Regions from separate parts of the Homo sapiens genome. Here region 1 is linked to region 2. Evidence: read pairs that join two places in POLR2A ChIA-PET (ENCODE). Cell type or tissue: GM12878. All regions are shown on one strand.

Region 1 (4,000 bases), 440 kb before region 2:
GAGTCAAAAAGAGAAAATGTGTGAGGCTAAACAAATACTTGAGTTTTCAACCAATCTAGCCATTGACAAATTTATACTGAGTGCCTACATGCTCTGCAATGTGCTGGCAGACATGAAAGAACAAAGTCTGACTTTATACAATCTGCAATCTAACTTGGGAGGGGGAAAAAACCTAACATATAATCTGGCAAGACTATTAAATCAGTGAGACTGATTACACCTGTAATCTTTATAGGCAGTCTGGAACCCAAATTTCATTGCAAGTCAATTATTTGGAATTCAAAAGCAATTTCCCACAGAAGTAATGTCATACATGGCGGTTAGGTTCCCAGGAAAATCCACAAGTCTTTTAAATTTATATTGTTCAAGCACCATAGAATCTAACCATATATAGAAGTGCTTCTGTGGGAAAATATGTCTAGAATTCTAACTTGGGATGCCAGGAACAGATCTCCTCGTGCTGCCAGGAATATGATGAGATTAGGACACCTTTTATCAAAACCAGCCAAGTACAGAAAATAATTCCCCCAGTCATTCACAGGGACTCTCAAAGGCTCCAACTGGGCAGGGCCTAGGGGAAAATATTTGGAGGGAAGAGCAGAGTGGGCGGAATTACCTCTGAGTAAGACCAGATCTTTTTTTTTTTTTTATTCTGAGGGCTTTACTTTTTTCTCTATTAGCTTTACTCTCTTCCTCTATTAGTCCCTGTTAATTCTGACTCCAAGTCTTCTCCTTCCCTGGCCCACAGAGGAATAGAAAGCAGTCTCATAGTTTCTGTCTTGTTTCTTGAAGTAAACACACAATTTTGGTGTGTGTGTGGGGGGGGGCTTTTGCTAGGAGGGTTTTTTTTTTAAATAAAGGATACCTATAATAATTTATCATGTATTTTCCATGTAAACTCTGTCCCTCTGTCTCCACTTTCTCCCTAGTCTTGCCATCAGAAAATCCTACTTTGTTTAATAATGGCATTATGGTTGTTTTAAAAACAGAATACTTATCTTTCAGAGAGACTAATGAAGTATTTAAAGAGGTAGTGATACGTTTGGAATTTGCTTTGAAATAATCCTATGGGGGGATATGAGAATGGTGAAATATAAATAAAGCAACTTGAAGATGGGTAGTGTACATTAGTACACTATTCTGCCTACTTTGGACTATGTTTAAATCTCCTATAAGATGTTTAATATAAAACAACAATGGTGGCTGGGAATCCCACCTTGAACTTGAACTACTGCCAGGATAGGATGAGGGGCTGGGGTAGGGTGGGGACAAGGACAGTAAGTAATGGCAGCTGAGAATGGAGGGTTCTTGTGGCCATTAGGCTGAGGTAGAAGTTCCCAGGTGGCTATTCACTAGAGTCAGGGCCTGACATAGGTACAAGAAAAGTTCAGAAAAGGGAGAAGATGCATAGGCTTGAAGAGCAAAGAGGAGATGGAATTTGAGTTCAGGCAGAAAGAGGTAAGATTTAGTTGGCTTGAAGGTAGAGAGAGGGAATATTCAAATCAAGGAAAAGGCATGAATATGGACAGCAATATGGAAAAGAGCATGCGCATCGCTTACGGAGTAAAAGGGAAAGGAAGCTACATTTGGTTTGTCAGCAGGGGAGTGGAGGATGACATGTTTAAGAAGATTAACTTGATGGCAGTGTGCAGAACTGCAGTCTGGGGAATGCTGCAGTAATTCAGCCTTCAATGGTTATGGTCCTTGACATGAGGTGTGGTGCCAGAGTCAGAGAAAAGGCAAGCAAAACAAAGAAAAAAAAGAGGGGATGAGGGGTGTAGGCACGAAGGCTAGAGAAGGAAATGAGAAAGGTATCTAATAGGTCTCTACTGAGACTGAGTACATGTGTGTTCACTACAAGAGAGAGCATAAAGAAGGTTCCAGACCACAGAACAAAAGCTGAGGAGTATCACTTCGAGAAAACAGGAAAGAAAACTAAGAGAAAACACAAAGGAGCAGTTAAAATGATTTAAAAAGGAAAGAAGTCAAGCACTTTGGACCTCAAGGGCAGAAATGCTTCAAAAAGACAACAATAGTTAATAAAACTAGATGCAGAAGCCATGTAAGAGAGAAAAGAACTAAGGCAGTCACAGGATGTGGTTAGATTATAGGAAACGTATGAGAGAATAGTTTTAGCACAGAGAAAATGAAAATCACTTTGTAGGTACTTAAGAGGAGTATAGGAAAATAAGGAAAATAGGGTAAAGACCCATTCAAGTGGCCAGGTAATGGCTCACACCTGTAATCCCAGCACTTTGGGAGGCTGAGGCAGGAGGACTGTTTGAGCCCAGGGGTTCAAGACCAGCCTGGGCAACCAAGTGAGATCTCATCTCTACAAAAAAAATTTTTTAAATAGCCATGCACAGAGGCTAGTGCCTGTAGTCTCAGCTACTCGAGGGGTTGAGGCAGAAGGATCGCCTGAGCACGGGAGGTCAAGGCTGCAGGGAGCTGTGATCAGGCCACTGCACTCCATCTTGGGCGGCAGAGTAAGACCTTGTTGCAACAAACAAACAACCTGTTCAACTAAAGAAGCAAGAGGAAGAAGAAATGATTACAGGATGAATCAAAGTACACTGGAAAGAAAGACGATAACATGAGATTCCTGAGGAAATGCAGTAGGGGTAGCATTAGAGAGGGGTAAATAAAAATCTTTCTCTCTAACAGGAGAGAAGGAAGAGTAAAGTTGGGACAATGCTAAGTATGGTGTACATATGAAAGAGTAGCAGGAAATAAAAGAAGGGAAGCTGGGCCAGTCCAGTGAGAACCTTGAAATGAGGAGCTTGGATATTGTACTGTAGCTAAAGGTGCACTATGGGAAGGCCAATGAGGTCACCCAAAAGTATTTATTTTTACTTTTTAGTAGAGACAGGGTCTCACTATGTTGCCCAGACTGTACTCAAACACTTGGACTCAAGAGATTCTCCTGCCTCAGTCTCCTGAGTAGCTCGAACTATAGGCACACACCACTGTGCCCAGCTTTGAAAACATTATTTTAAGAAAATTAATATGATGGTAGAGTATGGAGTATGAATTGACGGCGGGGGGGGGGGTGGGGGGAGAAGTAGACTGGGAGTAGAGAGTCTAGTTTAAGAATCATTTTCACCACCATTTCATAGTTTCTTGCATCGTGACTACAAGCCACCTTCCTTTACCTTCTTCCTGTCCCAGAGTAATTTCCAGGGCAGCTTTGAAAACGGCTGCATTCAGTCAAAAAGGAAAAATCAGCTAGACTTTGGTCTAGCTAATTTACAATGGCTTGGTTAGGACATAAACAGGCAACCTCAATATCCGTTCAGGAGCTGTACATAACTCACGTGAAATTCAGGAGTGTCTTGAAAATAGCTATAAGCACTCCTTTCCTCCCATAAAAGAATAGGACTGTTTCTTTAAGCCCAGGAGATGCTCATCTCCCTATGCGGCCACTACTCATTCACTAAGATGTCAATTTTGCCCTAAGTTACGCATATCATATAAATATTTCTTGAGGCATAATTTTTGGATGCTGAAGAAATATAAAATATAGTCAAGATGTTATTTTAGATTAACCACAACATATCAGACCAGACTCTGACAGGTGACTAAGCACTTTCTTCCATGCTAAAATAAGGAATAAGAGGGGTTTTACTATCTTATGATTCTGCTATGGAAGATTATTATTATTTTCCTAATTAAGTACTATCCAAATGTGAAGGGAATTGAAAAAATTCTCTCGGCTGTTAAAAGCTCTAGCCTGATATTTATATCCTATGGACAAATATGTAGTTCACACAAAATAAGTAACTCAACCTGAAGGCTTGAAAACAGGCAGTGAGGGACAGAGATAGGTTTCAGTTTGTCCCTGGCTCTCCCCGACTGCCCAGCTTTTCTTTCTGACCGTCAGACCTGTGTATCTTCAGCAACTACAGGCCTATATCAACCTTCCAGAGAATTCTTCACATACTCTCACAATTGTGTAAGGATTAATCCTTATGATAAATCTCTTAATCTCCAGCTTCACAGT
Region 2 (4,000 bases):
ATGCCGCAGGCTCAGCTCCTTCATTGTTAAGGAGAATGAACAGCAGCCAGACCACACCAACCGGGGTACCACAGAGCCTTTGCAGATCAGTCAAGTATCTTTGATCTCCAAAGACACAGAGCCAGTAGAATTAAACTGTAATTTTTCTTTTTCAAGGAAAAGAAAAATGAGCTGTACCATCTGTGGTCATAAATTCCCTCGAAAGAGCCAATTGTTGGAACACATGTATACACACAAAGGTAAATCTTACAGATATAACCGATGCCAAAGGTTTGGTAATGCATTGGCCCAGAGATTTCAGCCATACTGTGACAGCTGGTCTGATGTCTCCCTGAAAAGTTCTCGCTTGTCACAAGAACACTTAGACTTGCCTTGTGCCTTAGAGTCAGAGCTCACACAAGAAAATGTGGATACTATCCTAGTTGAGTAGCAGCTTCTCTTTCAGAATTTTTATACCAATTCTGAAAAAGAAAATTTGCGTGGCATTTTTAATTCATAAATTATTTTCCTCCTCAAGTTTCATTGACTTTTTTTCTTCACAGCTTATCCATGGTTTTAAGGTTGTATATATTAGATCTTCTCATAAGACATATTAATATGTGGCTATTAAAATGTAACATTCAATTACTACTGTGAACTTTTCACAAACGAAATAACAATTTAGAAATCAGAAATCAATGTAGAAATATGGAAACCTTAAATAGTTATTTATAGAATTCTAAGTTTTTCCAGTTATAGAATCAGTAAAATCAAATTGAATATAAAGTAAATGAAATCTGTTTTAAAGCATATTCTAAACTATCACTTCTGCCTACATTTCACATGAATTCACTCCTACCAGGATTATTTTTAAATATTTTCTTCCATATAGGAAATTAATAGTTACTTTAATGCATAACTGTATGTTATACATATGTTATAATGTATAAAAATTTATTTTAAGATATACCAAATCATGAGTAGTTTTATTTTTTAACTACTAGCTCCACAACATCTTACCTACATGGCTTCTCTTTACTTTTTAACATTGAGTATACCTCTTTTTTTTTTTGAGACAGAGTCTCTCTGTGTCGCCCAGGCTGGGGCGCAGTGGCGCGATCTCGGCTGACTGCAAGCTCCGCCTCCCGGGTTCACGCCATTCTCCTGCCTCAGCCTCCTGAGCAGCTGGGACTACAGGCGCCCGCCACCACGCCCAGCTAATTTTTTTGTATTTTTTTAGTAGAGACGGGGTTTCACCGTGTTAGCCAGGATGGTCTCGATCTCCTGACCTCGTCATCTGCCCGCCTTGGCCTCCCAAAGTGCTGGGATTACAGATGTGGTATATCTCATTTTTAATAAAAAAAACAGTTAAAGGGAGAAGAGTCAGAGAGACATTAAAAAATATTTAAGAAACAGTAAGATATACACACATAGATAAATAAGCATGCAGAGACAGAGACTGAGCTAGAACTGCATTGACTAAAAACCCCAGGGTTGTTAACTTGGTCTAGAGTGTTTTCTTAGACACCTTAAAAAGTAATTTGAGATTTTATGACCAGAGGTTTACATGAGTTGAAAGAGAATGATGATAAAATATAAATCATGTTTCTACCCTCAGCGTCAGGATTTTTGGGGCTTCCTGGGTTGATTTTAATTTTCTAAAAATCACTGAAAAAGTAATTTTTCAGTGGCACAGTTTTCACTTTTTTCCTGATCCATAAAACCAGCAAAGTGGATACATTCAGTGTTCTATAACTACATTTAAGATCCATGATGTTAGCTTTTCCTCTATAAATCAACTTAACTCTCTTTTATAATGGTGACACTTACAAAGCTAAAACCCCAGGAAAATTAAAGTTGATGAAAGAAATAACAGATTCCCCGGCTCTATATACCTGGGAAATAGCTGGTTAAGCTTCACCACAAAGGATAGATCTAAATTGTTTCTGAAATGTTTAAATTTCAAACCCCGCATAGTCAAGGATAATAAAACAGACTCATCTTTTTTTGCCCTCTTGTTAAATTCTAAGCTTCACGGGCATTTGAATACATCTAAAAAATTTGGTTTGTGAGCCTTAGAATTTAACCACTTACAAAACTCTTGAGCTCCCTCCACTTCTGAGGACGTTTCCTGACACATTCAACAGCATCAGCGTCCAATCAGGAGGGAGCTCAAAGAGTAATCCAGCTAATTCTAAGGACACAAAGGTTTTCTCTAGGTAAACAGTTTAGGTAAATTACAAAGTGGTAAGTTTTTCTTGAGGATTGAATGAAGAAAGCTACTGGATATTGTGTAAGGCAGTTGAGTTTCTGCCTTAAACAAGTGAGTAAAGGCTCCTATGGTTAAGACTGATGTGTGTTGAGAGCACATCTAACTTGATAAGATCAATTGTATTGGGAGTAATTAAAACAAATGTATGTTCTTTGGGGTCAGAACTTTGTCTAATCTTAAACTTTTTTCTACCAATTCACTTAAGCAACTATTGAAATTTGTACTGCCCTCAAAAATATCATCTCATTGGAAGAACACAAGTATTAACATTGATTTTTTGTATTTTAGGCTAGTTAAGATATATTTCCTAGCCTTCTTCAATTCAAATTCTATTGTTCTTATTAAGATAATTTTTCTCCTCTATATTCTTCCCTGTTTGCCTACTCATTATTATTATTTTTTTAATTTAATTTTTTTTTAAGATGGAGTTTCACCCTTGTTGCCCAGGCTGGAGTGCAATGGCGTGATCTCGGCTCACTGCAATCTCTGCTGCCTGGGTTCAAGCGATTCTCCTGCCTTAGCCTCCCAAGTAGCTTGGGATTACAGGCATGCACCACCATACCCAGCTAATTTTGTGTTTTTAGCAGAGACAGGGTTTCACCATCTTGGTCAGGCTGGTCTGGAACTCCTGACCTCAGGTCATGCACCAGCCTCGGCCTCCCATAGTGCTGGGATTACAGGTGTGAGCCACCGTGCCAGGCCCACTCATTATTCTTTGACACAGGAAATCCTTGTATATAGCTAAAGGGTGGAGGTAGAGTTGTACATGGTTGGTTGGATAAGACAGCAAGTGCCTCAGGGCAGAGTTTGGATAAATGGTAAGAGTTTGCTAGCAGCTGATTGGCCGTGATAGACAACACTCATTTAAAGCAGAAATATATCTGTTCGTTGAGAGTTAAGAAAATAGTGGTTAACTGTATTTCTATTCTTATAGTTCCTTTTAATATTAGAAATTCAAAGCAAATGCTCTTTCCTTGTTCCTTAAAACATTCATTCTGTTTAGGAAGTGGGAAAATATCAACTTCATTTTATAGAAAAAAAATCCCAAAAGCTGAATTCCAGAGATGCAGTGAATAGTGGTGTGGGACTGACCCCCAGTTTTTGTTATTGTTGTTTTCATTTATTCTGCAGGCTTTTTTTTTTTTTTTTTTTTTTTTTTTTGAGACAGTCGTGCTGTGTCGCCAGGCTGGAGTGCAGTGGTGCAATCTCAGCTCACTGCAACCTCCGCCTCTCGAATTCAAGTGATTCTCCTGCCTCAGCCTCCTGAGCATGTGCCACCATGCCCAGCTAATTTTTGTATTTTTAGTAGAGACAGGGTTTCACCATGTTGGCCAGGATGGTCTCGAGCTCCTGACCTCATGATCTGCCTGCCTCAGATTACAGGCATGAGCCACCGCGCCCGGGTCTGCAGGCATTTTTTAAAGTAACTGTCATATGCCTAACACTGTGCCCTGAGTATTATTTTTTAAAGACATGATTGCTCACTGAGAAAATTTGCTTTGTATTTTAAAAGTTCTTCCAGCTAGGCCAGGCGTGGTGGCTCATGCTTGTAATCCCAGCACTTTGGGAGGCCGAGGCGGGCGGGTCACGAGGTCAGAAGATCCAGACCATCCTGGCTAACACAGTGAAACCGCGTCTCTACTAAAAATACAAAAAATTAGCCGGGTGTGGTGGCACACACCTGTAATCCCAGCTACTCGAGAGGCTGAGGCAGTGGAATAGCTTGAACCCGGGAGGCAGAGGTTGCAG

What was found. ChIA-PET counts read pairs that join two places held together with the same protein. Peaks named below come from ENCODE experiments on the same cell type or tissue, not always from the same donor. Only the 100,000 strongest peaks of a DNase experiment are listed, where the experiment ranks them.
Region 1: POLR2A ChIA-PET joins it to region 2 with 5 read pairs; 3 of 35 experiments call an interaction of 5 or more read pairs at or near these places.

Annotation. Positions count from the first base shown.
Region 1 is chr14:64,926,767-64,930,766 of GRCh38, reverse strand. All of the region lies in intron 3 of CHURC1-FNTB (CHURC1-FNTB readthrough), which reads right to left. The region is part of intron 3 of CHURC1 (churchill domain containing 1); the gene reads right to left. Among named protein-coding and RNA genes, the nearest start is that of GPX2, 14 kb to the left of the region's middle. RefSeq lists an enhancer at 1,693-1,762. In GM12878, no CTCF peak of the experiment used is centred here; a DNase peak (open chromatin) is centred at 1,896; H3K27ac peaks cover 1,510 bases.
Region 2 is chr14:64,483,353-64,487,352 of GRCh38, reverse strand. ZBTB25 (zinc finger and BTB domain containing 25) reads left to right here. Exons shown (of 3, transcript NM_006977.5): 3 at 1-4,000. The coding sequence ends at 430. Among named protein-coding and RNA genes, the nearest start is that of ZBTB25, 18 kb to the left of the region's middle. In GM12878, no CTCF peak of the experiment used is centred here; no DNase peak of the experiment used is centred here.